Regions from separate parts of the Homo sapiens genome. Here region 1 is linked to region 2. A link is a loop called in an ENCODE intact Hi-C map of the cell type or tissue named here. Cell type or tissue: endothelial cell of umbilical vein. All regions are shown on one strand. Links, peaks and the distances in the headings refer to the core of each region. The heading gives the core; the rest is flanking DNA.

Region 1 (15,835 bases), core at 4,941-7,440, 57 kb after region 2:
GGGGGAAAGCTAGAACTCAGGTCTCCTGATTCCCCATTCATTGCTGCTGCTTATGAAAAAAACTGCCCAACTGACTTAAATAAGAAAGAAGGGTTATGGTTTTGCCTGGCAATTGTCTCCTGTTTCCTAACCTTGACTATTTTTTTTAGAATATAGGTTTGAGATTTGTCTTCTCTCTTTTTGTAAGATGATAGGGATAAGAGATTCAGCCTTAAACTTCTGGTAGAAATCCAGGTCTAAGGATAGTTATATTTCTTTGAATGATAAAGAATTGTAGGCCAGACGCGGTGGCTCACGCCTGTAATCTCAGCACTTTGGGAGGCCAAGGCGGGTAGATCATGAGGTCAGGAGTTCAAGACCAGCCTGGCCAAGATGGTGAAACCCCATCTCTACTAAAAAGACAAAATTAGCCGGGCTTAGTGGCGGATGCCTGTAATCCCAGCTACTCAGGAGACTGAGGCAGATAATTGCTTGAACCCGGGAGGTGGAGGTTGCAGTGAGCTGAGATCGTGCCACTGCACTCCAGCCTAGGCGACAGAGTGAGACTCTGTCTCAAAAAAAAAAAAAAGAATTGTAGGCCAGGCACAGTGGCTCACACCTGTAATTCCAGCACTTTGGGCAGCCAAGGTGGGCGGATCACTTGAGGCTAGAAGTTCAAGATCAAGCTGGCCAATTTAGTGAAATCCCGTCTCTACTAAAAATACAAAAATTAGCTGGACCTGGTGGCGCGTGCCTATAATTCCAGCTACTTGGGAGGCTGAGGCACAAGGATCGTTTGAACCCGGGAGGCAGAGGTTGCAGTGAGCCTACGTCGCACTACTGTACTCCAGCCTGAGCAACAGAGCGAGACTGTCTCAAAAAAAAAAAAAGGAAAAAAAAGGTAATTGTAGCATTTAAGCAAGTTATAAGCATAAGACTTAAGATGAGGCAGGACTGGAAAAATGAACCCCTTGGTTCTATTTGGTCCCCAAGTGACATTTCACTGCCACTAAAAATTGCTGCTGTGTGTGGGCTTTAACATTTATTTTTAAAATTTAATTCTTTTCTCTAAGTCCAGAGCACTAAGCAAGCAGCATAGATGTACAGACTTGCCAGCTATTGGGGATGTGTTGCTAAGTAGCTGTGACAGCCTTCGTTAGATGCTTTGCTGTACAGTTATCACTAGACTTTGCTCCCAGGTCTAATTGGGAAATAAGGATTCAGGCAGTTTTGTTTTATGTATGTTTTGTTAGCATGCTTAATTTAAAAGCCTAATAAACCTGAGCTGACTTTTGAAAAACCATTTCTGTACTAGCAAAGATTCACATAGCAAACATCAGTTGAGGAGAGATTACTAGAAAGCACCAGAAGAAATTAGAATGACTCTTGTAGATAGATTTGAATAGTCTTTCTACTATTCCAGCTTATTCTCTTCTTTTTTACCTTCTTATACTACTCCTGTTTGTTTATATATTTTTCCACTCAGACCAAATGGAAGCAGAAGGGAAAGAAATGATCTTATTGAATTCCTTTGGACATAGAATTTGAGTCCTTCTGGACCTTTTCATAACCCCTTTGAAGTATACTCTGTTTTCCTAAAGAACTTGAAAATTTTATAAACCAATCACTCATCAAGTAGTATAAAACTCAGGCCTTTTATAGAATTTTTTTCCTTTCATAGGTAAAAAGTTGTTAGAACAAATACCACTTTGAAATTGATGCAGGTACCTGGAATGAAAGAGTTGAAACTAGTAGTTTTGTTTTTGGTTTTTGGTTTTGGTTTTTTTGAGACAGAGTCTAGCTCTGTTACCCAGGCTGGAGTGCAGTGGTGCAATCTCAGCTCACTGCAACCTCCGCCTCCTGGTTTCAAGTGATTCTCCTGCCTCAGCCTCCCGAGTAGCTGGGATTACAGGCGCCCACCACCACGCCCAGCTAATTTTTGTATTTTTAGTAGAGACGGGGTTTCACTGTGTTAGCCAGGCCAGTCTTGAACTCCTGACCTCGTGATCCCCCCGCCTCAGCCTCCCAAAGTGCTGAGATTACAAGCATGAGCCACCATGCCCGGCCGAAACTAATAGTTTTAAAAATGTATTCTAGATGTCGACTAGTAAAGGCTTTGCTGTTATCTATACCTAGGTAATGTTCTAGACTAGATGACAAGTCGAGTCCACACCTGAGTGTTGATTTTGACTTTAAAAAATTAAATAGAAAGTTAAAGCTATTGGCTAAAATTGTGAGTTTATCTCTATATTTGTAGATCCAGTCACACAGTTTAGCATCATATTATATCATGACATTAGTTCTACTTTTAGAAAAGTGTATCTTTTAGCTAGAATATGTGCTCTTTGTAGTCAGGGACCATGCCTTCTAAATCTTTCAGAGATTAATAAATACTCGTATATTTCGTAAGCATTTTGGCCTCTCTTTTTGTCTCTACTCAATATAGGTGGTAATAATACTCTGTATCAGGAACTTTGTATGTATCATCTCATTGAGTTCCCCCAAGGATATTTCAAGGTAATATTATCCCCATTGTATAGAAGAGGAAACAGAGGTTCCAAAAAGTGAAGAACTTGTGTAAGGTCACATACTTAGTAAGTCACAGAAGTGGGACTGTAAACCTAGGCCTGTTTCACTGATTATACCTCCTACTCTTACCTCTACATCAAGATCCCTTGAGAGCTTTGGAATTGTCACTAGAAGTCTTGACTATTCTCATCCTCATTTTTGGTAAATATGAAACTCATTTGTTCTGTTGTTCTAGAAAAGCTCTTAATGTTTAAATCAGGATCATGGACTACTATCCCCCTCTTCTAAGAGCTTAGATTAATAGGGGCAGTATAACATAGTGGTTAAGAGTGTATATAGGTTCTAAAGCCATGCAGACTGGCTTTGAATACTGGCCTCACCTTGATGACCTTGGGCAGGTTGCATAACCTTGCTGTACTTTAAGTGCCTTATGAGGCACTTACCATAAAATGAGGATGGTATGGAATACTACTCAGCAATAAGAAAGAACTATTGATACATGCAATAACCTAGGTGGATCTCAAAGTCATTCTGCTGAGTGAATGATTCCAGTTACATAGCATTCTGGAAAAGGCAAAACTGTGGTGACCAGGAACAAGCATGATTGCCAGGGGTTGGTGGTGGGGAAAGCGTGTGACTACCATGGGGTAGTATGAGGTGATTTTTGAGGAGATGAAACTGTTCTGTATCCTCATTGTGGTAGTGGTTACATGAGTTAGTACATGTGTTAAAACTCATAGATAATACGCTTCCCCAAGGAATCCATTTACTATACATTAATTTGTTAAAAAAATAAATGTAAAAAGGGCCAGGCGCAGTGGCTCATGCCTGTAATCCCAGCACTTTGGGACGCAGAGGCGGGTGGATTACCTGAGTTCAGGAGTTCGAGACCAGCCTGACCAACATGGAGAAACCCCGTCTCTACTAAAAATACAAAATTAGCAGGGCATGGTGGCACATGCCTGTAATCCCAGCTACTTGGGAGGCTGAGGCAGGAGAATCGCTTGAACCCGGGAGGTGGAGGGGTTGTGGTGAGCCAAGATCACGCTGTTGCACTCCAGCCTGGGCAACAAAAGCGAAACTCCGTCCCAAAAAAATTAAAAAATAAATGTAAAAAATGGGGCAGTAACAAAACCTACACATACCTGTGTACTACCTACTATACAGTACATAACTATATACTAAATTATTTTTATTATTGTTATTTTATCATTGTTATTAAAAGTATGATATTAAATATGGTGACATTCATTTAAAGTAGGATAGAATAAACTTTCACACCATCTGCATGGGTATGGTCAGTAAATGTGAGAAAAATGAGTAACTGTTGAGTCAGGTGGAGTATGTTTTCACATGATTTGGCAGGGGATCTGAGGTTTTCTGGACAGTGGAGGATTAGGCCTAGTATTTCTGGAGTATCTTGCAACTGACTTCTTGTCTGGCTGCATATACAGTTCCCTTGATAGTATTCTTCAACAAAATAGCTTTGGTCTTAGAAGCCACAGCTCTTTTCACTGGCTTCAGATTAGATCTGAAATTTGGACTGAGCAAACTGGTCAAAGAAGGAGCTGGAAGTGGTTCTTATACTTGGAAGATGGTAGCTGTTCTGTATAACAGCTGTAGCTTCCAGAGGCATTTCTTCCTGCCAGCCATAGTCTCTGGATTAGACAGTGATAGCAGTAGGGCAAGCATTATTCAACAGCTAAAAAAAAAGTTAAGGTCGCAGTGGCATTGTAGTTACACTAGCAGTGAAAAAGAGGTTCTAAAGTGAAACCATGACCTTTCCATCAAGTGGGGTGGTGCTTTTGTAGAGGAACTCACAACCTGAATCAAAACAAGTTAAATAAATGGTAAAAAGGATTCTGACCTTAGAATGCTTGCTATGTTAGTTGGCACTTACTGGTCTGTATATTCATTTTTACCTAATGACGCCAGAATTCAGGAAGCAGGGGGGAAAGGGGAATGTTTGTGGTTCCTGGTACAGGGCATTGGTTTAGCAGTGACTTAACTTTTCCTAATTTCTTTACAACAGTGACACTAAATTTCAAGCAAAGCTCCGTCGTCATTCAGTTTGCTTCTTTTATAGCTTGTTGTACATATGTGACTAAGTTATTGATTGCTGTTGAGGAACATCACTCTTTTGTGGCTTTGAGGAGACAATGCCAAATTGACTAGCCTATTGTTTTATTTTGGTTTTGTGTTTTAGTTCTCGTTAATTATGCTAAGAGTAGTTTGTTAGGACAGTGGTTTAAAATATATAAGAGAATCAGTATTTTCTTTTCTTTTTTTTTTTTTTTTAAGTATTTATTGATCATTCTTGGGTGTTTCTCGCAGAGGGGGATTTGGCAGGGTCACAGGACAATAGTGGAGGGAAGGTCAGCAAATAAACAAGTGAACAGAGGTCTCTGGTTTTCCTAGGCAGAGGACCCTGTGGCCTTCCGCAGTGTTTGTGTCCCTGGGTACTTGAGATTAGGGAGTGGTGATGACTCTTAATGAGCATGCTGCCTTCAAGCATCTGTTTAACAAAGCACATCTTGCACCACCCTTAATCCATTTAACCCTGAGTGGACACAGCACATGTTTCAGAGAGCACGGGGTTGGGGGTAAGGTTATAGATTAACAGCATCCCAAGGCAGAAGAATTTTTCTTAGTACAGAACAAAGTGGAGTCTCCTGTGTCTACTTCTTTCTACACAGACACAGCAACAATCTGATTTCTCTATCTTTTCCCCACATTTCCCCCTTTTCTATTCGACAAAACCGCCATCGTCATCATGACCCGTTCTCAGTGAGCTGTTGGGTACACCTCCCAGACGGGGCGGCTGCCGGGCGGAGGGGCTCCTCACTTCTCAGACTGGGCAGCTGCCGGGCGGAGGGGCTCCTCACTTCTCAGACGGGGCGGCCGGGCAGAGACGCTCCTCACCTCCCAGACGGGGTCGCGGCCGGGCAGAGGCGCTCCTCACATCCCAGATGGGGCGGCGGGGCAGAGGCGCTCCCCACATCTCAGACGATGGGCGGCTGGGCAGAGACGCTCCTCACTTCCTAGACGGGATGGCGGCCGGGAAGAGGCGCTCCTCACTTCCCAGACTGGGCAGCTGGGCAGAGGGGCTCCTCACATCCCAGACGATGGGCGGCCAGGCAGAGACGCTCCTCACTTCCCAGAAGGGGTGGCGGCCGGGCAGAGGCTGCAATCTCGGCACTTTGGGAGGCCAAGGCAGGCGGCTGGGAGGTGGAGGTTGTAGCGAGCCGAGATCACGCCACTGCACTCCAGCCTGGGCAACATTGAGCATTGAGTGAACGAGACTCCCTCTGCAATCCCGGCACCTCGGGAGGCCGAGGCTGGCAGATCACTCGCGGTTAGGAGCTGGAGACCAGCCCGGCCAACACAGCGAAACCCCGTCTCCACCAAAAAAATAGAAAAACCAGTCAGGCGTGGCGGCGCGCGCCTGCAATCCCAGGCACTTGGCAGGCTGAGGCAGGAGAATCAGGCAGGGAGGTTGCAGTGAGCCGAGATGGCGGGAGTACAGTCCAGCTTCGGCTTGGCATCAGAGGGAGACTGTGGAAAGGGAGAGGGAAAGGGGAGAGGGGAGAGGTTAGTATTTTCAAAAATCATCATATAGTACGTGGTTACACAACTCTGAATATACTAAAACACATTGAATTGTATACTTTAAAGGAGTGAACTATATCTCAATATATAAGGGGTGAGTTATAGCTCAATAAAGCTGTTAACAACAAAACAAAAATGCCATACCAAAAAAAAAATCATCATACTGATCTGTGACCTTCCAATGGAAGGAATTAAACTAAACTTTTCAAAATGGGGCTACTGGCCCTTAGGCAAGGTCCTGAGATTATCCTAAAATTATGGATTTAGAGTATTTAATGACTTTTCTGAAGAATTCTTAGAATTCATCTACTAAGCAAATAACCATTCATGTAGTTATGATGTAGTCATTGTCAATTTTTACAAGGGAGGAGGATAAGGATCATCACTAAGACTAAAACAATGATTCTGAACTGGGTGATTTTGCCCCCCAGAGAAAGTCTGGCAATATCTGGAGACATTTTTGATTGTCATATCTCAGGCATGCTACTGGTATCTAGTGGATCAAAGCCAGGAGGGATGCTGGTAAACATCCTACAATGCATAGGACAGCCCCCATGATGAAGAATTACGTGGCCCAAACTGTCGTTAGTGCCAAGGTTGAGAAACTCTGGTACAAAATGTACATCTATGTTTTCTTTCAAGAGTTTTAGCTTTTACATTTAGATCTTTGATCCATTTTAAGCTTTTTTTTTTTTTTTTTTGGAGACAGAGTCTCACTCTGTTGCCCAGGCTGGAGTGCAGTGGTACGATGTCAACTCACTGCAACCTCCGCCTCCTGGGTTCAAGTGATTCTCCTGCCTCCACCTCCCAAGTAGCTGGGATTACAGGTGCATGCCACCACACCCAGCTAATTTTTGTATTTTAGGTAGAGATGGGGTTTCACCATGTTGGCCAGGCTGGTCTCAAACTCCTGACCTCAAGTGATCCACCCACCTCGGCCTCCCAAAGTGCTGGGATTACAGGCGTGAGCCACCATGACCAGCTTTAATTTTTGTATATGATATGAGGTAGGGGTCCAGTTCATTGTTTTACATGTGGGTATCGAGTTGTCCCAGCAACATTTGTTGAAAAGGCTATTCCCCATTGCATGGTCTTGGCATCCTTGTCAAAATCAATTGACCATAAATGGCCCTGGTGTAAAATGGCTAATGTCTGTACCTATTTCTCCTAGAAAAAGCCTTACACAGCCTCCCTGAGGTCTTAGAAAATCTTGATGACTTTCTACTGCTATGGCTGCCTAAAGAATAATTCAGGTTGTTTCCATATGAATACTGCTACACCTGAGTGAGAACAGGTTAAGGATTACAGTGTCTGTAAGCCTCCTGTCATATATTCAGGCAGCTCACACCACGCAGCTTCAGTTCTCCAGGCTAAGGCATGGCATTAAAATTGTGAAGGACTTCAAAAATTTAATCCGACTTTCTACCAAGTACTCTAAATTATCTCAAATATTATTGTTGTTTTATGATAAATCTCAATATACAAAGCAGGTACCCTCTCAGTACTTACTTTTTCAAAAATTTCCTTAGCTATTCTTATCTGAATGTTTTAAATACATTATTTTGTTTAATTATCAAGCCGAGGAGGTAGGGTTGTGCTATTTTCTTTGTCATTTTACAGATGCAGAAACTGAGGCTTAGAGAAGTTTATTTGCTATGGTCATACCAGGACTGGGATTTTAATCTAGTTTTTTTTTTACTCCAAAGGCATTGCCTTTAGAGAGCACATAATGAATTATATGTGAAGTCTCCATCTTCACATATAATTAAGTTCTTCTAATAGGAATAAAATAACTGCAAAAATATATCCAAACAGAAAAATGGTACATAAGGTTTAAGCTTAAGCCAATATATACTTAAGGGGAAAATCTAAACTATATTTAAGATTCATTGGCCTTTTATAATCTATATTCTGACTTAGAAAGGGGATATGGACCGTTCTTTGAATACTTACTTGTTTTATAGCTAAAGAGGTCCTCACAGTCATGGGCCACATCGTATGTAATTTTGAAAACATTACAACATGCAAAGACTTCGAATGCCGTATGTGGTTCTGGTTGCAGCATCTAAGAAAGATATATATATTTTTTAAATCTGAGAAAATTTTGGAGTGGTAAAATAAAATACTTTCCAGTCTTAGAATATTAGGATTTAGGAACATAATCTTCAAGGTGAAATTAGGTAAAAGGGGCCGGGCATGGTGGCTCATGCCTGTAATTCTAGCACTTTGGGAAGCCAGGGTAGGTGGATCACTGAGATCAGGAGTTAAAGACCAGCCTGGCCAACACAGTGAAACCCCATCTCTACTAAAAATACAAAAAAATTAGCCAGGTGCGGTGGCACACGCCAGTAATCTTGCTACTAGGGAGGCTGAGGCAGGAGAATTGCTTGAACCTGGGAGGTGGAGGTTGCAGTGAGCTGAGATTGTGCTACTCCACTCCAGCCTGGGCAACAGAGTGAGACTTCATCTCAAAAAAAAAAGAAAGAAAGAAAGAAAGAAATTAGGTAAAAGGAAAAGTTCTTCCTTATGTAGTAGTAAGTAAATTTTTAAAATTTTATACAAGCCGGGTGTGGTGGTGCAAGCCTGTAGTCCCAGCTACTCAGAAGCCTGAGACAGGAGGATCGTTTGAGCTCAGGAGTTCAAGACCAGCCTGGGCAACATAGCAAGACGCACATCTCTTAAAAAAAAAGAAAGAAAGAAAGAAAGAAAGAAAGAAAAAGAATAAAAAATTAGCTGGGTGTGGTGGTTCATACCAAAATAAAAATTTTATGTAAAACATTGGTTCCAGAAGGATTGAGATCAGGCATTCTGATCTGGGATCCAGCAATGGGCTTCAGGAGATTAATGAACCTTCTGAAATTATATGCAGATTTGTGTGTGTGTGTGTGTGTGTGTGTGTGTGTGTGTGTGTGTGTGTACTTGATCACCTCAGTGAAATAATATTAAGAGGTGAAATAATATTAAGAGGTACCACTGTACTTCTAATTCTGGACAAATCTTTCTCCTAGCTATAGAAATTGGAGTCCTGGCCAGGTGCAGTGGCTCATCCCTGTGATCCCAGCACTTTGGGAGGCCAAGACAGGCAGATCACTTGAGGTCAGCAGTTCAAGACTAGCCTGGCCAACCTAGTGAAACCCCATAGTGAAAAATACAAAAATTAGCTGGGTATGATGGCACGTGCCTGTAGTCCCAGCTACTTGGGAGGCTGAGGCAGGAGAATCACTTGAACCCAGGAGGCACAGGTTGAAGTGAGCCAAGATCATGCCACTGCACTCCAGGCTGGGCAACAGAGCAAGACTCCATCTCCAAAAAAAAAAGAAAAAAGAAATTGGAGTCCTTTCACTGTGTTTCTTTTGAGACGGAGTTCCGTTCTTGTCGCCCAGGCTGGAGTGCCATGACGCAAGACTCTGTCTCCAAAAAAAGAAAAAAGAAAAAAAGAAATAAATTCGAGTCCTTTCATTGTGTTTCTCTCCTAAAGAGTCATTTCAATAAATTTGTATTGAATATCTTTTGTATGCCAGACACTTGTGGGTGCTTTGTGTAATACAAACATGATCACTTTAAATGAGTGTGAAGTACTGTTCTGGGCAGGTGAAGGGTAAAAGGAGAGCATCCCTCTCAAAATGATGGAAATAGGATGATAGGTTTGGGGGAGAGCAGGGATCTCCAGAGGGAGAGAATGATGAATAGGTAGGTTGGATTCATGTTGTGGATGCCCTTAAATACCAACTGAGCAAGGTTACTATATATATATACAATTAAAGGATACCTAAGAAGAAGCCTGAAGACTTGAGATATAGACTGGGCTTTATCATAATTAGCTGTGTTACCCTTAGGTAAGTGATTTTACCTCTCTTGACCTCAGCTGCACTACTCAAACACACACATAAACACAAATGAGACGGGAAATGAGCTGGGTGTCTGTTTCCTTACAGCTCTAAATTCTGTTATTCCCCTTAATTCAGTTTTAATAGAAGTGGGAAATCATTCATTGAAGGTTTCTGAGCATGGGAGTTCTCTTCAACAGAATTACTGCTGTTTCACTACCTGGTTGCTCTATTTATTAATGCTCTTTCTTCCACCCTTATGTGATTGCTCTGGGAGGGACTGTCTCTTTATTTGTTTTTTTGTTTTTTTGAGATGGAGTTCTGCTCTTGTCGCCCAGGCTGGAGTGCAATGGCGCAATCTTGGATCACTGCACCCTCTGCCTCCCAGGTTCAAGCGATTCTCTGGCCTCAGCCTCCCGAGTAGCTGGGATTACAGGCGCCTGACACCAAGCCTGGCTTATTTTTGTATTTTTAGTAGAGACGGGGTTTTGCCATGTTGGCCAGGTTGGTCTTGATCTCCTGACTGCAGGTGATCTGCCCACCTGGGCCTCCCAAAGTGCTGGGATTACAGGCGTGAGCCACCGCACCCAGCCGGGGCTGTCTCTTTAGATAGTTACTGATGTGGCCAAGGAATTGGCCATTATTATTAGCTTATATTATTGAGAACATGGGGATGGTCAGGTATCTATTCTTGAATTAGATCTGAAGCTGGTCTTGTTTCCTCATGTTATCAGTCACTGACCTGTGAACTGATCCATGTGTCCACAATGTGGGCAGCAGGTAAGTGCTGACATTTTGATGGCCACATCATATTTCAGGGATCTATGAGAAGGTCTGTAATGACCATGGAAAGCCAGCCAAGAATCTCCTTGCCATGGACAAATGGGAGAAGTTACTAAATTTAGCGGACATTAAGCTGTAAATTATTTGAAAGGTGGAAAAGGATTCTATTCAGAGACTATCCAGAATTTCCATTTACTAATCAGGCCTTGTGCTGTAGAGGCTTTCATCCCAGGAAAAGTATTGCTTTCTCTCTTCCTCTTTCCCCACACTTTTGTTCCTGTTATAGTGGGAGGATGATTTTCAGCTCTTACTATAACATGGACTTCAGTGCATGTTGCTATTAGATGCCAAGAGCCTCAGGATGATAAAATCTGAGGATTCTGATTCTGATTCTGCTATTTAAAAATTAGAATATGAGCTGAGTTTGAATTTTTTAACTACAGAATGATAGAGACATATATGAAATACAGTACATTTTTGCTTTTTGAAAGGAATTGTTATAGTGATGTTCACAAATCACCAACCTTGGCAAAAAAAAAAAAAAAAGGTCCCTGTGAGAACCGGTGTAAATCAATAAGAAAAAAGCAGATTTCCCAGCTGGGCACAGTGGCTCACGCCTGTAATCCCAGCACTTTGGGAGGCCAAGGCAGGCGGATCACAAGGTCAGGAGATTGAGACCATCCTGGCTAACACAGGGAAACCCCATCTCTACTAAAAATACAAAAAAATTAGCCGGGCGTGGTGGCGGGTGCCTATAGTCCCAGCTGCCGGGGAGGCTGAGGCAGCAGAATGGCGTGAACCCGGGAGGCAGAGTTGCAACGAGCCGAGATCGCGCCATTGCACTCCAGCCTGACTGAGTGACAGAGCAAGACGCCGTCTCAAAAAAAACAAAAAAAACAAAAAATCAGATTTCCCAGTAGGAAAATGGGAGAAAGACTTGAACAGACATTCACAATAGAGGATACCTAAATAATCAGTAAACATAAGAAAAGGTGCTCAACTTCATTAGTCATTAGGGAACTTCAAAACCACCATAGAATACTACTACACATAGAGCAAAATAGCAAAAATGAAAAAGATACACAATATCAAGTGATAGCAAGGATGTGGAGTAACTCAGACTTTCATACCCTAAGGGTAAATAGGGTAAATTGGAAAGCTGGCTGCATCTACAAGAGCTGATTTGCCAGCAATTACATTTCTAAGAATATGCCCAGCAGGTAATCATATATATGTTCACCAAAAGATGTTTATGAGAATGTTTATAGCAGTGTTGTTCACAGAAGCTAAAAAAAAAAAAAAAAAAGAGGAAACTGCCCAAATCTCCATCAGAAATAAAATGGATAAGTAAAATGTGAAAATTCTCATAGTGGAATACTATAAATAAATGAGAATTAGTAAACTACAATATCTTACAACACAGATGACTTTCTCCAGCATAATATTGAGTGAAAGAAGCCAATCCATACCCAAAAGACTATAAATCATGCTGCTATAAAGACACACGCACACGTATGTTTATTGCGGCACTATTCCCAATAGCAAAGACTTGGAACCAACCCAAGTGTCCAACAGTGATAGACCGGATTAAGAAAATGTGGCACATATACACCATGGAATACTATGCAGCCATAAAAAATGATGAGTTCATGTCCTTTGTAGGGACATGGATGAAATTGGAAATCATCATTCTCAGTAAACTATCGCAAGGACAAAAAACCAAACACCACATGTTCTCACTCATAGGTGGGAATTGAACAATGAGAACACATGGACACAGGAAGGGGAACATCACACTCTGGGGACTGTTGTGGGGTAGGGGGAGGGGGGAGGGATAGCATTAGGAGATACACCTAATGCTAAATGATGAGTTAATGGGTGCAGCACACCAGCATGGCACATGTATACATATGTAACTAACCTGCACATTGTGCACATGTACCCTAAAACTTAAAGTATAATAATAATAAAATTAAAAAAAAAAAGAAGCCAAACCAAAGGAGCTTCTACTTCATGATGCCATTTATGTAAAGTTCAGGCAGAGAAAATCAGTGGTTTAAGAAGTTAGAATAATGATTATCTTTGGAGGGATTGCAACTGGAAGAAGTCATGATTGGGATTTCTGGGTCCTAATAGTGCTCTGTGTCTTGATCTGAGTGCCGACTACATGAGTGGTTAGGTTTGCAAAATTCATTGAGTTATGCACTTAATGGTGTTGTCTTATTAGAGCTGATGGAGGAGAGAGGGCTTCAATTTGCACAACTGAGTAATCAGCTAGGCCCAGTCACTAGGTGAACAACTTACTGCTACCAATCAGCCTTAGAGCAGGAATCAAACTCATGTCTCAGAAAAGTTATTAATTACAGCTTGTCTTGGGACTTCCTTCAGAGTCACTCTTGAATAGCTGAAATAGTAAATGTTAAATCTGTGGATGCAAGTGTGTAAATTATTTTAGTCATCAGCTCTAATAAGATGGCCTTTGGGGAAATGAGTATAAGGTCACGAAAATGAAATGGCAAGAAGGAGGTCTACTATTTCTTCTGTAATACTGATTTTTACCCCATCAGGGTCAGTCCCCAGAGGTTGTAAATGTGAAGCTTGTTCTTTTTCTTTAGTAAGCTGAGTTTGTGGCTTTTTAAAGCTTTGCTTCACTGTTCTCATTTGTAAGTGAGATATTGCTTGTTCACCTCCCATAGCTGATGAGGAGATTCTTGTGCACTGTATTTGTTGAGATAAGGCTGGTTTGGGGTTTTGTTTTCATCTTTGTTTTTTAGTTAAATCATAACCTAGTTATGATTTTTGTGTGTCCTTGTTTATGGATCTGGAATTTAATTCATTATTAGTTGTAGAATGAAAGGTAAGATTTTGTTTTACTCTTCTCCTGAATTTTCTCCCCATTCTAGATCTGTTGGCATAAAATTTTAACCAGAAGCTAATTTAGTGATGCTGAGTTAGTCCTAGAAATTAGTTTCAATTCTAGTGTTAATATAGTCTGGGTTTCTAAGTTGTAGAAAAATCTCATTTTTTGGTTCTTGGTTTTCATTTGTATAATTTAGGGAAAATACAACCAACTGTATTTTAAACATATATAGTCCTCATCTTTTCTGTTGGGCTTGAAGAGTTGTACTGGGTATTATGGAACTGGAAAGAAGCCATGTGGATAGTTACGGTATTTAGGTGGATTTGTTGTTGGTAGAAGTGGTGAATTGGAAAAGTGATAGGGTACATATGTTTCGCCTTCAAGGCAAGTCTATTCTTACTGTTTGATGTCAGAGTAAAAAGTGTCAGTAGCTGAAAAAGACAAAAGAATCTTGACAGAGTGGGAAAAGTCGTGCCTCATGTTCTATTGATCAAAAGGAGGTTATATTTTCAAACTAGCTTCCTAAGATGAAATTGAAGCTGTACATGTGCCCTACTTATCCTTGTTTTTCCTGATTTTGGTTTTTCAGATTATTCCTATTAAACATGATATGCTGATTAGCACTGAATATTTTAGGTCTGCTACGCCTGTATTAGTTGAGATTCCTCTTAATTTGTGTTAGATCTCTGTTAGGTCATTTCTACTGCTGGCATTCCCTAGACTAGAGGCCTGCACGCACATTTGTATTCTAATGAGTATAAGCACTAGGTGTTTTTCTTGGCACTAAGAAAACCTTGCAGCATCATTAACCTAGGAGAGATTTGGGGTTTACACATTAACTATGGGAGGTTGATCAGTTTGTGGCCTATACACCAAGACTGTTCTTTATCACCCCCAAGCCACATTTGAGCAGGGATTGAGGAAGGGGTTGATTTTTCTGTTTATTAGAGGTGACATGAGCAGTGGGGCAGCGGCAAAGAGGCCATGTTGCTCTTGCTAAATATACATCCCTGACAGTTGGATAATAGGTTCCAGGAAGTTCAGTGGAAAATTAAAACAAAGCAACATTTATAGCTGATTGAACTTGAAAAGCCATTTTGGTGTTGAATGGCAAATATGTGGACTTCAGCATTCCTGGAGCCTGATGCATCCCGCTGGATGGCCCTGTTCCTGTGTACATGATGGCCTGGGGACTCAGCAGTGTGCAGGGTACTCTCCTTTAGAGGGTGCTTTGAGGAAAGAAGTTTGCTGCCACTTACAGAAGTCCCCTTCCCATACAGTGATATAACACAAGTACCCCATGTCCAGGGAGCATCTTTCCTCTGATGGCTTGAGGACTTATTTATTAAAAGGACAGGAATGTCTGGCAAGAAACAGAGGAGCTCTTAAGTACTGTAAATACTCCTAGTCACTCTGCATCAGGGCTGCAAGTTTAAGCAGATTGCTGTGGTGTATACACATGATTTTAGCATGATAACACTTCTGTTTAATGTCCTTAGTTGTTCTGGGGCCACCACTGGCGTGAGCCTTAAGAAAGGCTAACGCGGCTGTGAAGAAAGGGCTTTATAGTCTGTGTGTGGAGTGGTTAATTTTCTTAGAACTAAAAGAGAAGCTGCAGGGGATGGGAAGGGAAAATGAAGTCATGGTACAGGAAATATAGGTGAAGAGAGAATTGAGCCATTTGCAAGTATCAAGAAAAGTTGCTACACATTCCCATCTTTTTCTCCAGGATGATCTTACGCTATTGCTTCTATGTGTTTGTCTTTTGAGAAGCAAGGCCAGGGTGTCTGATGGGAACTTACGAACCTTGGTTTGCTAAGGGTGATGAGAAAACCTCTGTCATTTGACCCTGTCAGTCCCTTGGTGACTTCATCCAAACCAGCTTGGCTGTCAGGAAAATATGAATTGTGGCTATGGGCCTAATTTCTTCTGTTCCCACTCAAATGAACTGCCTTTGCTAGCTGTAGAATCAACTATTCCTATGCCCCATGAATTTCCCCAAAGTTGAACTACTCCAGTGGAACTGAGGGTTTATTGGTTCCCTACCATTTCAGGGCATTTCCCCAGCAAATAAGAGTCTTTCATCCCTTGTGTTTTAACTGAAAAACAGAGACCCAGCCATAACAATTCCCTCAGCTCCTCCTTTACTTAATGAAGAGCTTGAGTAGGCCCCACTTTTAAATATCTCTTCTATAAGTATGGTGCACTGTTCACAAACTTAGAAAATGTTAAATCTCGCCGGGCGTGG
Region 2 (15,835 bases), core at 11,432-13,931:
GGTCAGGAGTTCGAGACCAGCCTGGCCAACATGGTAAAATCCCGTCCCTACTAAAAATACAAAAATTGCTGGGCGGGGTGGCACGTGCCTGTAATCTCAGCTACTCGGGAGGCTGAGGCAGGAGAATCGCTTGAACCTGGGAGGCGGAGGTTGCAGCGAGCCGAGATGGTGCTACTGCACTCCAGCCTGGGTGACAGAGCAAGATGCTGTCTCAAAAAACAACAACAACAAAATCTACACTATAGCACGCTACATACCCTATACTACATCTGCAAAAACTTAAAATCCTTCTCACCTGAATGCTTAGTATCCCCCTATACTCATACATGGTCCTCAGCCAATCATACCTGAGACACAGACCAGATGTCTGTTACCCATTCTCCTTAGGACAGATTGTATTTTGAACCAGACCTGATATTTCTCCCTTAAGAATAATGTATACTTACTGTGAGCCTTTACCTCATTCTCTCTCCCCTCACAAGAATACCTCAAGTATGATCATCCTTTTTCTGCTGAGGAAACCGTAACTTGAAGGAACTTGATGAGGCTCACAGAGCTTGTAAGCAGTGGGATTGAGATCTGAACTAGGTCTGTGAGACTCCTAATGCTTTTTCTTTGTTTGCTTTTTATTTTTCTTTTATTATTATTTTATTTTTCTGATCCAGTCAACTCAGAACGCTTGTTTTCTCACACTGTGCTTTCTGGGGCCTTCCCTCGAGATTCGCTCAGGGACTCAGCTGCGGTTCTAGCCTGGCCTTGCTTGGGTCGGCTTCAGCTAGGGCAGCGCTGCTTTGGTCTGTTTCGTTTACGACTTCTTTCTTTTTTTTTTTTCCTTCTTTTTTTTTTTTTTTTTGAGATGGAGTCTCGCTTTGTTGCCCAGGCTGGAGTGCAGTGGTATGATCTCGGCTCACTGCAACCTCCACCTCCAGGGTTCAAGCTATTCTCCTGCCTCAGCCTCCCATGTAGCTGGGACTACAGGCACGTGCCCCCACGCCTGGCTAATTTTTGTATTTTTAGTAGAGACGGGGTTTCACCATGTTGGCTAGGCTGGTCTCGAACTCCTCATCGCAGGTGATCTGCCTGCCTCGGCCTCCCAAAGTGCTGGAATTACAGGTGTGAGCCACCATGCCCAGCCTGTTTTGTTTATTATTTCTGAAGAGATTTCATTTGAAAGAAGGTAACAAGATCAAACACAAGTATAAAAACCACTGGGTGCTTGGGCCGGGCCTGGTCTCATGCCTGCACCGACACACACTGCATCCCACCAGTGACTGCTCCACTCATGGACAGCCTCTACCAAGCCTGCTCCAGGCCATAGGCAGGAGCTTCATTAGACCACCTTCCTACTCATACTTCCTTTCCCAAACTTAGCCTCACATTGCCCAGGAGCCTCCCAGGGTCCTTCTCCAAGTTTCCCCCGCAGGGTCCCCTTTTCTGCCTGCTCTCCCAGGACCCCTCTGCTGCGAGGAAGGGAAATGGGCAATACTGGGGCTCAAGACTCTGGGTGCCTTTTGGTTGGAGGAGAACAGAAGGAGGCTAGGGACAGAGGGAAGGGGTAGAGAGCTGAGTGGGAGGGGCCTCTCTGCCTCTCTCACCCCTTCCCCATTAACAGGGGCTTAATGCAGGCTGCACAGGATGGCATTAATGTGGTGGATTAGCCTAGATTGAGATGTGTGTCACTTGGCTGCTCTGGATTTATTAGGAGCCTTTCTCAGGGAGGTGCAGATGGGCAGCAGCCTGTATTTGCACATGGTAATGCCCCCTTCAACAGCTCAGAGATCACAGCTGTGCCCCCACTCCCCACCCCACCTCTCAAGCCAGGTTGGGAGTGGAACCGAGGTCAAGGCAGGAGGTTGAGAAAGAGTCCCTGCTCTTTCCACAGGCAGAGGGGTCTAGATCTTGGACCTTTTATTGGGTGTGAAGAGACAGGGCTGGAGGGAACCCAGGACAGGAGAAAAGTCAGGCCAGAACTGGAGGTGTGCTCAGCTTACTTCCCCTTCCAGGTCGGGTCAGGTCAGGGGGTTTGGAGCTGGAAAACTTTGGCCAACAATGCTCTGATGGAAGGGAGATGTCCCTGAGAAGGAACTATGGTAGCCTTGGCTGGGAAGATGAGGGAGGAAGGGTTAGAACTGAGAGTTGGAAAAAGGGGTGCTCTGAAGTCTCCCCTTACTTCATACCCCTTACTTCATACCCAAGATGCCCTTGAAATGCAAATCATCCCCCTGACTTTTCCAGAGGCCATGGAAGCAACATGGAGCTGGGAAAAAACCCAGAGAGGGGTTTACCTGTGGGAAAAGCAGTCCCACCCTTGCCACCTAGCCTTCCAGTCAGCTTTGGCTCCCGACTTGCAGTTTTCCAAATTACCCTGTCCCCGGCATTCCATACCTGCATCTTGCTTTCACTTTATTTCAGCAGAGGGAGGCAGGGTGAGAAGGGATATGGGCGAGGAAAAGCCGAGGCCAGAAAGCCGAGTTCAGGCTGCGTGTTCCCAGAGACAGACAGACACATGTGCAGACACACACAGGCCCCCACTCAGACATAATAAGCACTTGGACTTGGAGCTAGGGGCACACAAACACACACTCTCCCACACATGCGCTGCCACATCCAGGCAGACAGACACGTACCGTCACACAGTCTCCTCTCTGTGACAGGGACAGCTGCCGGGGCTGTTTTGGAGCTAGCCATTATTACCCTTCCCCCACCCCCCACCCCCCCACCGCCTCCCTGGCCCCTCTGAACCTCAGCTCTCAGTCCCAGGAGCTAAGGACTCTGTGTGGGGGAGGAGCAGGCCAAGGGGCCAGGGGAGTGTTCTGCACTGGATGCTGCTGAGTGAGGAGAAGGCATGAGAATGCTGGAGCTAGAGGATGGGGTGGGGAGGAGGGGCAGAAAGTGCCCAGGCCCCTCTCAGGAAAGTCATCTGGTATAGCCCAAAGAAATTAGGTTTAGAGTCAGCAGATCTAGATTCACGTCCTGGCTGTACAACTTACTAGCTGTGTGTCCTCGGCAAGTTACTTTACCTCTCTGAGCACATTTCTTCATCTCCGAAAGGAAGTTCATGATCCCTTCCCTACTTGCCTTCAGTGTTGTTATAAGGTTTAGATAAAAACATAAACATGTAAATATGAGTAGGGATAAAACTCTACCTGAGTAGTTTTTTTTCCTCACTCATTAAACAAATGTTTATTTAGCACATTCTATGAGCTGGGCATTGAGTTAGGCACTGAGGGTGGAGTGGTGGCTAAGATCTCATCCCTGTGTCTGCCCTTCCTTGAGTGAGTCATCTGCCCAGACTCTGTATCCTCCAGTGAAGTGTTTCCCTGGTGAATGAAGGTGAGTACGCTGCATTACTGAGAGATAGGCAACACATGCTGTGAACACTCTGTCCTGAGCATAGGTGACCCAGTCAACAAGGTAACAGCAAAATGGGCAGAGTAACCCAAGCTGGGAGCCACTTTGGGGACAAGGGACTGGTAGAGGAAAGAATGAAGCCTTTAGGCTCTTGCATGGGCTAGTAACAGCAGAGAGAGGAGCCACAGCTGAGAAGGGACCTGACCGTGAAACTGAAGAGAGAAGGAAAGAACAGTAAAGCCAGGCAGGCAATAGAGAGATGGAAGGGTGGGGGCATAGACCTCTAGCCGACTCACGTCCGGGTGGGCTGGTCAGGCAAAGGCTGGGGGCGCCAAGCTGTTGTCTGAGCTGGAGACAGGCTGGCTGAAGATTAAGCTCCCCCAAACTGCTGGAGGTCAGGAAGCTAGGGAGTTGGGACTGAGGCCAGGGACTTCGCCTCACTCAGTGGATAGGGAAGAACAAGCAGTAGGTCTGGAAGCCGCAGGATTGGTTGATGCTAGTAAGAAATGCCCAGGCAGGGACAGAGAGAGTCAGAAGATAACAGTGATGGTGAGTCCAGCTCTGGAAGGGGGCTGCCGGCCCCACCCCTAGACTTTTTGCCACACCCTGCTAGGGATGTGAGGGATGTGTGGCCCAGTCCCACTGGTATCAGGGTGGCAATCCCAGGCCCAGGGAGTACAGAGGGCCTACAGGTATGCTCTGATTCTGTAGTACAGGCTGGAATTACAGGAAGCCTGGTCATGGACTGCAGCAAGAATGAAATATCCAGGACATATGAAGGTGGAGAGCAGATCCCAGGCCAGGGAGGCCACAGTGGGGAGGCCATGGTTTCCAAGAGACACAACCCCATGGCAATAAGTCAGCTGTCATGTGGACCCACTTAAGTCCTGAAGCCAGAGAGGTAGACCAGGGACATAGTGAGAGCCCACAATCGGTTGCAATAATAATGCCTGAGGCTGGAGGCATAACCTGGAACTCAAATAGGAGAAAACCTTTCTCATTCAGGGGCTAAATGGAGAGATGAGAGGAGCTGGAGTTGTGATGTTTTCATCTTATAAACATGAAACTGAAGTGAGGTCCTTAAGTGGACATGGCTGCATGTTCATTAGGGACGCTGAGCACCCAGACTCTATGGTTTGCTGAACTGCAGTGTGCAAATGGGAGCAAATCGAGACACATTTGCAGCAAAGATTTGAAGCACTCAAGTTATTAAGGGACGATTCGGGGATCAGAGAAATGACTCCACAGTCTTCCTGCTCTTCCTTGCTTCCTTCCTTCAGCAAGTATTAGGTGTTAAGAGGGATCCCAAGAACAGTAAGGCAGAGACCCTATCTTGTAGGAGTCTGCAGTGTAGGGAGGCAAACAGAGCACAGGATGGAAAGATGGACCGCATGGGTCTGACTCCCAGACTGTGGGAGATCAGAGAGAGGGAAGCCCATGGAAGGTGGTACCGAGTGTTGGGAGCTCAGAGAATATAGGCACGTGACTGAATTGGGAGTTCAAGAGGAAGAGAAGGGGTATGGCATTCTAAATAATCAGCAGTGTTGGGAATAAGCTGGCAGGCTGGGAGGGCAGTGGTGAGCCTAGGTTAGTCAGAGTCTCAGTGTAGGCCACGGGAGATCTGCAGAGAGAAACGAGTCAAACCGAGGGGGCCTCCAATGGGGGACAAGGGGCAGTGGTTCAGATTTGACAAAGTCTAGGCTACAGTATGTCCAGCTTTTTCATCAAAAACCGCTAAGATTCACACTGAGCAACAGCCCTGAATAAAGAAAAAAACCCTAAGACCAGTCAAAAACAACATCTACTAGAAAACAGAAGCATGACCTGAAACAGCTGCCACTAGTATGAAATTGTTTTGAGGTCACCAGCTTTATGTTAAAAATGCAAACAAATTTTTCGTTCTATTCCATACTTTAGTCATGGATTATAAAATATTTTAATATAAAAATAAAGCTTTTTTTAATATAAAACCCCCCAATCTTCAAGTGATATCACCACACCAGGAAGATGGGCCCTGTTTAGACTGTGTGTCATGCCTCCTCCACTCCCGTACTGCCCTCCTCCCCCGCCCACCCCACTATGAGAAGCAATGCACCAAGCAGTAGGGGTCACTGGAGGCTTGTATCCAGGGGTGTGACAAAAAACAGCATCTTTGTGACCTTTATTTGACCATGGTGAGCATAAAGGGTTGGGCAGGGAAGAAATAGGAAAGGAGAAACTATTAACTGAAAGGTGTAAAAAAGGCCCCGGGGCAGGACAATGGGAAAGGAGAGATAGAGTTTTGAAAGTTATTCCTCTCTGTCTTCCCCCAACTCTTACCCCACTGATGATCTTTTCCTTTTCCTCCCCATCATTCTTTTCATGAGTCCCTGGCAGTGGCCATGGACACCCTAGACACCCCAAAGCTCAGGACCTAATGGATCCTTCAGGTTAGTCTAGGAGGCATCATTTAGTGTGAATGGAGAAGAAAAGATTCTACTGGCCCCATCCTTCAGTCACCACAAGTCAGCTCTAGCCTGCTGCGTTTGCCCTCCCGTCCTGAACCTGAGTCCTGGGCCAATGTTCCCATCCCTGAGCAGGAGGCAGGCAGAGATATTTGGCCTGGTAGACAGGCTGAGCATTTGGGGAGCTCCCCAGAGTTCTCAGACAGCGGCAGGGGTAGTGGCCAGCATCTGAAGTCCACGATAGGGTGGCCCGTCTGTCATTAAGATCCCTCCTATGGCTGCATCAGGGATGAGATTAGGCTGCTCTAAGTCTCAGCCCCACTTTTCCAAACAAAGATTCTGCAGCTTGGGCATAATAATAGCAGTGCTTCTTATTTATATGATGCTCCTCCATTTGCAGAGGGCCTTCACAGACATAATTTCATTTAACTCGCACAACTGCCCTGCATGGCTGGAGTGCCTATCCCCATTACACCTCTAAGAAGGCAGGATGCAAGGTTACACAGTTTGAAGAGATTTGAAGAGATTCAAACCATCTAGTTCTGCTCTTTCCATGCCTCACTCCCTCCACCCTGTAGCCATTTGTGACTCTGACATGTGCTGATCCTTCCAAACCCTGAAGGATTCCATTTCTACTTCCTGCCTCTATCATCTCTCTGGAAATGAGCTCTGGAAGTATGCTGCCCACTGTGTGCCAAAGAACATTTTTCTATTCATCCTGAGCTTGCATCACTCCAGTTCTAAAAGGCCCCCTCATCTCCAGTTTCAAGATTTGGGGAGCAAGCAATTCTTCTGCATATCTAGGTCTTTTATTATGCTGTAGATTTCCATCCTGTCTCACCTTCCAGAGGACTAAACTTTGAAATTTGCCCTCACCAGCAACCCCTGGCTCCCCATTCTGCCAATCATTCTCTGACCCTACTCTAGGCCCATGACATTCTTCCTAAGAGCCAGTGACCAGGCATGCGTTCAGTTACAAGGCTTTATGCAAGGGTGGGAAAAGGTTCTGTCTTTTGTTTCCAATCACCTTCATTATGATACCACCTCTTTGGCCTTTTTGGCAAAAGCCAACTTTGAGCTAAAGTCTTCAGGGAACCATCTGTAATGCTTTCCCTGTTCCTTTCCTGACACAGAGTCCTTCATTTCACCTATAATTTCAGTGATTTTATGGGAGCACAGCAATGGGAGCACAAGCCCCTGAAAAGTGTATCAGAATGTGATGGGGATAATTGTGGTGTGTCTTTATATTGATCAAAATAGGGCAAATGAAAAACAAAAGTTGAGAATCCTAGCCAGTAATAAGCAAACTTTAGAACTGAGGAATGGACATGGGAGTATGGGGAATACGTATTGTATGTCACTCACAGGTGAAGGGTAAGAAAGGTTGAAACCACTGTTTAGATTACTCATTGCTAAATACAATGCCTTGCACTTGTCCTTGTGAAAACTCAGTCCCCAGCTGGGCTATCTTGCTCACTTATATGGACTCGTTCTCCCTGTTCTGTCCTCTTCAGCATAATTGAGCTGTGGTTAGAATTGGGGTCAGGGTGGATGGTCACTGTATGGGCCCAGCAGAGTCAGGGCTGTATCCCAGCTGCAGGGAAAGTAAACCCGGCTGTTAGGTAGGGCCAAGATATCCTTCCCAACCAGACTGAGAGGGCCAGATAGCCCCCTGTTGGACTCCAGAGTCTGGATTCCATGAGCCTCCTTCCCACCTCCGCTCAGCCACCAGGGTGGTGTTGGGACTGGTAGGGCTGAGGAAGAAAAAGGGAAACAGGACCACAGGATTTGCTTTGCTAATGGGGCTGTAGTTTTCTCTTCTGGCCTGGGCTCCTGCCCACTGTAGGGAAGGAGCCATTGGTCGCCTGATACTCCAGCAAGGAGTCTGGGGGGTGTCTGGTTAATTGTATTGGAATTAGGGGGCAACTGAGGCTGCCAGGGGCTTGTACCCAGCTCCTTCCTGTTTTCCCATTGCCTTTTGTCACCTATTCCTTCCTTTCCTGGTCTTGATTCCCACTAGCAGGCTCCTCATTGGCCTTCTGTCCTCAAATTTGGATTCTGGAAGTACAGAGTGATGCTCTGATCTATTCTGAATTGAAGGGGGCATGTGTCCCAGCCCACCTCACCCCAAGGCCAGGTTGTAGCCTTTACTCTCGCTCCCTGCTCACAGCTTCGCAGCCCGAAGGAGCTGAAACAAGTTTGCAAAGTGTGAGCTGGGATTTGAGGTGACCCACCGCAGCCGACCCCATCGCACACGCAGCAGCTGGGCAGGCGCTGCTGGGTAGACGGACATGCCACCCAGCCAGGGACATTCTGTCCGCCACTGCCAGACACAACTCCCGCTCCGGAGAGACCCACTTCGCTACCCGGACATTCTGTCCGCTCCGAGCCCCATGCACCGCGGACATTCTGTCCGATTCTGAGGCGGCCTCAAGTCAGGACCCTTCTGGGCCCAGACACCCCAAGCCAGATCCACTATACCCGCCGCCTGGTCACTCTGATCCGCACAGCGGCCATCTGACTCAGTCGCGGCCGGGCTCTCACAACACAGCTCCTATTCCAACTGCGGAGCAGCTGGGAAGAGAAGCGTGTGCGACCAGGCGCACCCCGGCTCCCAGCCCCAGGAGTCTGAGCCTAGGCCGAGGGGCATCGGGCGCCGTCAACTGCCCCCACACTGGGGGCCGCCCCGCCAGCTCCCCCGCTGGCCAGGGCCTCTGTAACCCCTTTCGCTCCCTGGCCGCCTGCCCCGTGCCCTGGGATTCCAGGGCGCTTTCTGGTAATGGTTTCCAGACTCCCTACTCCCTGCCTCGCGAAGCCCCTATCCTGGTTTCAAGTCTCCGGCTTCGTTCCGGATCCTCTGAGTCTCCCCCTTCCCTATCCCCTGGTTCTTACCCTGAGTTTCCCTTTTCCCAAGTCCTGGCCCCAGGTCTGCAGTCCGCCCTCCCATTCTCGACCTGTTCCCAAGGCACCGGAGTTCAGCTGCCCCAGGTCTCGTTTTAGGGATTCCAAGGTCCAGCAATAGCTCCTCGGCCCCATGAGCCCCTGTCCTTAGAATGGTCAAACACTCACAGTGCGTCCTGCAACAGGCAGACTCCCAGTAGCGGCGGCTGCGGCGGCGATCTAGAGGGCAGGCAGGGGCCAGGGGCCGGGCACCCGGCCGGAGTGGGGGCCGCCCCCCTGCTCCCGGGCCGCCTCTCCGCTCGGGCGCTCCTGGACTCTCGGAGGGAGTGAGCCTCACCGCGTACTGCCACCCCCAGCCGGCGCCCATTCACTTTATGGCAGACCAGGGCGCCCCCAGCCCGCCGCGGCGAGCCGCGCGCGTCAGGCCCCGCCCCTTTCCAGCTGCCCTGCTGGGGCTCCGCCCTTTCCAGCTGTGGATCTCCAGGCCCCGCCTTTGAGGGAGGGGTCTGGCCGGCGAGACGCCAAGAACCCCGCCCTCTGGCCAATCAGAAGCGCTCTTCAGCAACTCGGCCGCGCCCCTCCCCACGTGGCAGAGACCGCGCTCCGGCTAGGACGCTTAGGCAGAGCCAAGTGGGCGAGAGTAGAGTGGTCCCGGTAGCCACGGGTAAAAGGGATCGGCTGGCAGCGAAGTGGGTTGGGCCGCTACCCCGAGGAAAGTGGATCGGCGCCAGGTGGGAAGGCGCACGGGGCCGCCGGGTCTCAGCGCTCAGACTTCTCTGCCACTCAAGTTTCGCCGATTTTCTCCACTTGTCGCTGTCCGTCTCTCCTCCCTTTTGTCTCTGTTCCAATCCTCCCACGTCTCGCCTTTCTTTCCTCTTCTTTCTCCTCAGCCGCTTCGCTCCTGCTGTTTACCATTCTCCTTCCTCTGCCACTTTAAAAGACTCATTTCTCTTTCTCTCTGCTCCTCTTTCCTCATATCTTTCCTCTTCTTCATTTCCCCCTTCTTCTCCAAGGAAGGTGACTTCGTGGAGACAGCAGGGTTTGGAATGATACAAACCAAAGTAGTATTCCAACGCTGCCACGAACTGCACCATCACTGAGTGAACTTGGACGAGTAACTATCATCTCCCTCCCCGCGCAAAACAATTAAGAGGAGGTTCCTGCTGGATCTCAGGGCTTGGGCTGGGCACTCCAAAGGCATTGCCTTTCAGTCTGTACCCTTGTCTTGCTTAGGCTGTGCTCTCCCTCCTTCAGCAGGGCTGGTTTCCCGCTGGTGGTACCAGGTTAAGTCCTGTGGGCAAGGTGTGGCCTTGGTGCCTGCTGGTTAGGAATTTGCAAGGGACAGGACAGATGACCAAGGAACATCCTGGCAGACTGTGACTTCGGCCCTCTCTGACTTAGGCCTCAATTTCCAGGAAACAGGCTCCTTCTCTTCTCCCAGTTAGGCTATGTTGCTTGGGTGCTCCGAAGAGCCTAAGCCCAGGCCAAACACTGTGGCTCATGCCTGTAATCCCAGCACTTTGGGAGGCCGAGGCGGGCGGATCACAAGGTCAGGAGATTGAGACCACCCTGGCTAACACGGTGAAACCCCATCTCTACTAAAAAATACAAAAAATTAGCCGGGCTTGGTGGCGGGTGCCTGTAGTCTCAGCTACTGGGGAGGCTGAGGAAGAAGAATGGCGTGAACCCAGGAGGCAGAGCTTGCAGTGAGCTGAGATCGCGCCACTGCACTCCAGACTGGGCGACAGAGCAAGACTCTGTCTCAAAAAAAAAAAAAAAAAAGAGCCTAAGCCCAGTCACACAATATGCCCCTAAGGCAAATCTGAGCAGTCATGTCTTGACTGTTCAGTGACTCCCATTGCCCTTAGGATAAAGGTCAAGCTCCCTAGCCTGGCATACAAGACCTTCAGGACCTGACCTTGTCTTCATCTCCAATTTCCTAGTAGTGTCCTGCACACCTCTGGCCCTTCCTGTGAAAGTAACCCATCTTTATATTGTCAATTCCTACTCCTCCAATGTTCCACTCAAGTCTTATTTTCTCTGGGAAGCCTTTTCTGAACTCTCAGTTTAGCCCCTTGCTCTCATGACCCTCAGTGTATACCTTCTATTACACCACCCACCATATTGAAGGGATCAGCTTATGTGTTGTCTGCTATGATAATAAAATTTAGGAGGGTAAGGACCATGTCTGTTATTCCCAGGCATAATGTAGAATCTCAATAAATGTCACACTGAAATCTATGAGGAAGATGTTCTGCCTGGTAAGATGATGATTAGTGGTTAGGAGGGACTAGGGAATTGTCATCTCTCTCCTCCCCATCTCTATTGCACAATCACATGCTTTTAGAATGATGAATTTCTGGAGGTATGTAGAAGTAGATATTGGCGAGCAGAAATTTTTGGCCCACTTAGAGGATTTTCCAATCGGCTTTCCAGGACCTCTCAATCTGAGACAGGCCCAGGACACCAACTCTCAGTTTTCAAATGAAGAGGAAAATGGCTTTGAGGTAATGTGGAAAGAGGTGCTATGATGGTATATCCTCTTTCCCTGACTCTCTTTGGGTGATAGAGGCTAGATCCTCAGCTGGACCCACCGACCAGAAGCCCAATGTGCAGGTGTAGGAAGTTACTGAGGGGTTCTTCACGTCTGATATCTGATGGGTGCTTTACACTAGAGCATCGTGGCCAGGTGTGGTGGCTCACACCTGTAATCTCAACACTTTGGGAGGCTGAGGCGGGTGGATCACCTGAGGTCAGGAGTTCGAGACCAGCCTGTCCAACATGGTGAAACCCCATCTCTACTAAAAATACAAAAATTAGCCTGGTGTGGTGGCAGATGCCTGTAATCCCAGCTACTTGGGAGGCTGAGGCAGGAGAATCACTTGAACCCAGGAGGTGGAGGTTGCAGTGAGCCAAGATCACAGCACTGCACTCCATCCTGGATGACAAAGCAAGACTCTCTCAAAACAAACAAACAAACAAAAGACAAAAAAACAAAACAAAACAAAAAAATAGCGCATCGTAGCACACGGATGGTCTTTGGATGTCTGGTTTTGAGACTACTTTCCTATGTGGTTAGTTATAGAGCTTCCCTGGACTTGGGTCGTCCATAATTGGGAGGATGTATGGAAAGAATTAGGTATTTTTTTTTCACTGCCTCCCAGCAGCTTCTCCAGGTCTGCAGGGACACTGGGGCTCTAGTGTCCCAAATAGGCTGGGAATTTCATGATTCAGTCTCCTAGGAGAAAACCCATCCTCTTGTCCTCTTCTCACGCATTCTCACTTCCAGGTAATACAGGTAATTCTAAATAGCTTAGTAACCTCTATCATCTCTTGCAAGGGGAGGAGGCAGCTGGGGGCAAGACAGTGAAAACAGGTGGGCATCCAACCCTCAGGCCCCTTAGCGTTTCTAAGGCAAACAAGAAAGACTTCTGTTTCCTATCACTGATGAGGTGGGCTAAGCTGCGTATTTAGCCTGGTGGATAAGGCCCGTCAAAGGCTTGGTATGAAAGGCAGACCGGGAGTCAAAGCCCGATATACTAAGGCATAAGAGGTGACAAAAGGCGATGAAAAGAGTTGGCCTGGGGGTGAGGAGACCCAGGGGTTCGTCTCTCTGCTCTGCTATTTACTAATTATGTGAACATGGGCCCAGCCTTCCACCCTGGGGCTGTTTCCTATAATGTAAAATGAAGAGACTTAAATTAGATATCCAGGGCTTCTGCTACGTCCCATTTTCTCTATTTCTGGATGATGGGAGTGGGGCAGAGGACGCTGAAACAGAGTTGGGACGTGACAGACATAACTGTGAGAAGCCACGACAGGGAAGGTGGACAAGAGGGCGAGGAGAGCAGGGTGTGGAATAGATCGCTGGACTTGTTTTTAGAATGAAGGGAGCCCAGAGCTGCCTCGAAAAGGAGTGATTCCTCAAGGGGCATGGTCTTGGCCCAGGTAACTTTGATAATACGTGGACAGGGGAGTAGGGATGCCCGCTCAAGTTCTCAAAGCGGACCCCGCCCCTTTCCAGCCAATTGTAGCCTTTTTCCCCATAATGCCCAGCAGCCACTGCCAAACCGCGCACTGCAACCGAACTCTACCTAACTCCACCTCTCTAGCCGCCCAGCCCAGTTCCTCATTTTTTATTGGTTTTTTAAACTGTCACTCAGAGAGTACTCGTATCCGTTGGTTGTCCCCTAACATACCCTTTCTTTCCCTTGTAATCGCGCTTCTTTAGGCACTACCCGCCTCCTGAAGCCAATTTCCTTTATTCGATTGGATAGTCGGAATGCTACTTTTCACGGTGCAAAGCTATGATTGGCTGCGCGCGGCAGGGCTCGCGCAGTTACCAGGCAGCGGGCTAGACTGAGGCTAGTTACCACGTCAGTGAGCTGACAGGGAAGGTACCCGGCTCTACTGCCCGTCCCGGACGACTCATCCTGGCGGACTGTGCAGTCCCACCCTGACTTCGGCCTCAATTTCCAGGAAACAGGCTCCTTCTCTTCTCCCATCTGCTACCAGAGCCGGGAGAGCTGCTCGGAGACGCCTCCGGGGTGCGGGCTGGACATGAGCAGCGGCTGCCGGTCCTGGGACTAGGCCCCGCCATTTTGGATCCGCTGACAGGTCAGCGAAGTCTCTTCCTAGAGTTCCGGTGTCGTGAAGGCCGCCCTGACATCGCAATAGGGAATTAGTGGGAAGGGCCCTTAAATTGGGCGAGCCAAGGTGGGCTAAGGACGCAGCGGACAGGAATAAGACGAGGGAAGGGTTGTTGTGGGAGGGAACAGGGAGGTATGCAGGGGCAAAGGTCATGCCTCTGCCGCAGGAGGGGCGATTTCTGCTCTCATTACTGATCCTTTGCAGGTGCCCAAATCTTCTGTTTTCCCAGGCTTGACCTAGTATTTAGCTTCTCCTTTCCAGCGCTTTCTGCATCCTGAAGAGCCCAGTACTCAAAAGCTGAAAGCAAACCTAAGGAGCATTGTGTCTACTTTTATGGGTTTTCAGACTTTAGATGTGAAAGTCTCTCTAGATTCTGTACAGCGTCTACTTCTTTGTGATTGCCTCACTAATACAAAGGAACTGCTTCATTAATAATGATGAACTAGTGCACCCTAGAATCAGGTTGTCAGCAGAGGGACGTGTGGAAGGCTTGAGGTTATAGCAGCGCAGGGAACTGGGCTATGAGAAGGCTTCCCTCTTACAGGACAGCTCAGCTGCCAGTCTGGGTCTGTATGTAAACACTATACTTATCTTCTGGGCCTGTTTGTTCCTTTATACAATCTTTCACAGGCATTCTTTTGTAGTGTATGTTTTTGTTGACATTTTTCTCTCAGATCTTCACTAAGGAGATGAGGCTTAATCATAAGGAAACCACTCTATTATGACATATTTGACTGACAGCAGAGAGAGATATTTGAATACTGGCAAAGTTTGGTATTGTCGGCCTATTATGTTTAGTGGGCAAAAAGAGTCATGAGAGATTTTCAGCCAATTGTAGGGTCAGAGCCCCAGAGTGAATGATGGAACATAACCCTAGAGAGTAGTTTATGGCACTGTGATGACCTTTGATAAACTGCTGTGTTGTAAAGCTATAAAAGTCCACCAAGGGTAACGAATGCTTTTAGAAATAAGGAATAGTGTAGATGGTGTTTTTTAATGCACAATGTGGAAACTTGTGCATTAATTCAGGTATAAAAGGCACTCTAGGCCCTGTGGAGGATACAAATGGAAAGGTCTGCTTTGGGACTGCTCAGTTAATGCACTTCTTAAAAGTAGTAGCATGTATGTGCAGTGGCCTAGCTAGAGCATGTAGTAGGTTAAGAGCAGGATCAACCTAATACCTTTTGGTATGTAGTGGGCACTCAATAAACGTTATCTCTATCTGGGATTAGTTTCAGTATGTGATCAGGACTTGTGGCCTGCTTTTGGCCCTGGCAGTCAGGAACACTTTGCACTTTTGCATGATGAGGTAGTAACAAGGAGGATCAAAACCTCATAGTGTCAGAAGAGAAAACTATTTAGGATCTTGGAATGACTAACTCAATTTTTCCTACCTTTGTCCTTATGAAATTGAAATTTCATAATTTCCCTTTTCCCTTCCTACCTTCGTCCTTATGAAATTGAAATTTTTGTGTGTGTTGGGAGAAGGGGGATGGCATTATTTATGCTTCACCTGTGTTGATTTAGATGGAAATGGTACAGGAAACTATTTGCATTTTAACTTGCTGATCTAAGTTGTAGAATTCCTCCCCTCTCCCCGCCCCCAAGAAAGTAGTTGAACGCAGCAAATGAAATGACATACCTCAGGAGGTACCCAGGTTTGATGATCCTGCCTTGCTCACTTGGGCCATTGCCCTGTTGAGTTGATATGCTTTGCATAACAGGCAATCTAGTCTCTGGGTAGGCAGTGTGATCAATCCAGGATCCAGTCATCCTCAGTTGAGCCTAAGGGTGACTATAGAGGCATCAAAACGTTTTCTCTTTCTCTCTCTTTCTTTTTTTTAATCCTAAATGTCATTTCTAGATAGGAATAATTTTCTAGATAGGAATAATTCCCACTCCTACCCACAAATCAGAAAATTCATCCTTCAAATACAAGTCCCAAGCTTGTATTTGAGCTTCTTTTTAATGGTGTTTGTAGACAGTATGTTCCAGTCTTGACAGTGATGCTCATTGGCACAGTGGGAACTCAGGCTATAGACATATCTCCTCAGTAGCTGGGCACCAATCCCAGTTTCAGCTCAGAGTTCTCAAAGTTACACTACTATTTTATTTCCCTCTTTTCCAGAAGTCAGGATGACTGCCACTTTCACATAATAACCTCATTGATAGGGTACTTAGACTGGCTGCTGTGGGCAGCTAAAGAGGAAGAAGACACAGCTCTTGCTTTTGAGGAGACTCTATTTATAGAGTACTCACTGCAAGGATCACCCTAATCTTTGTATGACACTTCTCATTGATTGATCACACACTATATCCCTGTGGCTCTGTGTGACTGATTAGAATGATTCTGTTGTTGGGTTAATGGTGGGATTGAATTTAAGGGTGTATGTTTTTGTTGACATTTTATCCTCAGGCTAGAAGAGCTATGTAAATATAATGAGCTGCTGTTTAGCTGTTACTCTTTTTTTTTTTTAATATTTCAGTAT

What was found. A loop is a pair of places that touch in the nucleus more often than their neighbours do. Peaks named below come from ENCODE experiments on the same cell type or tissue, not always from the same donor. Only the 100,000 strongest peaks of a DNase experiment are listed, where the experiment ranks them.
Region 1: it touches region 2 in a loop (6-fold over the local background); 4 of 110 quality-filtered maps call a loop at or near these places.

Annotation. Positions count from the first base shown.
Region 1 is chr10:102,296,187-102,312,021 of GRCh38, forward strand. The region is part of intron 3 of GBF1 (golgi brefeldin A resistant guanine nucleotide exchange factor 1); the gene reads left to right. Among named protein-coding and RNA genes, the nearest start is that of GBF1, 59 kb to the left of the region's middle. RefSeq lists a silencer at 9,886-10,180. In endothelial cell of umbilical vein, for the core only: no CTCF peak of the experiment used is centred there; no DNase peak of the experiment used is centred there; H3K27ac peaks cover 716 bases.
Region 2 is chr10:102,232,469-102,248,303 of GRCh38, forward strand. It overlaps GBF1 (golgi brefeldin A resistant guanine nucleotide exchange factor 1), which reads left to right and starts at 13,064. Exons shown (of 40, transcript NM_001377137.1): 1 at 13,064-13,313. PITX3 (paired like homeodomain 3) reads right to left here and starts at 9,044. Exons shown (of 4, transcript NM_005029.4): 1 at 8,865-9,044. RefSeq lists a silencer at 8,906-9,195 and enhancers at 12,812-12,871, 13,072-13,521. In endothelial cell of umbilical vein, for the core only: no CTCF peak of the experiment used is centred there; a DNase peak (open chromatin) is centred at 12,913; H3K4me3 peaks cover 1,265 bases; H3K27ac peaks cover 620 bases.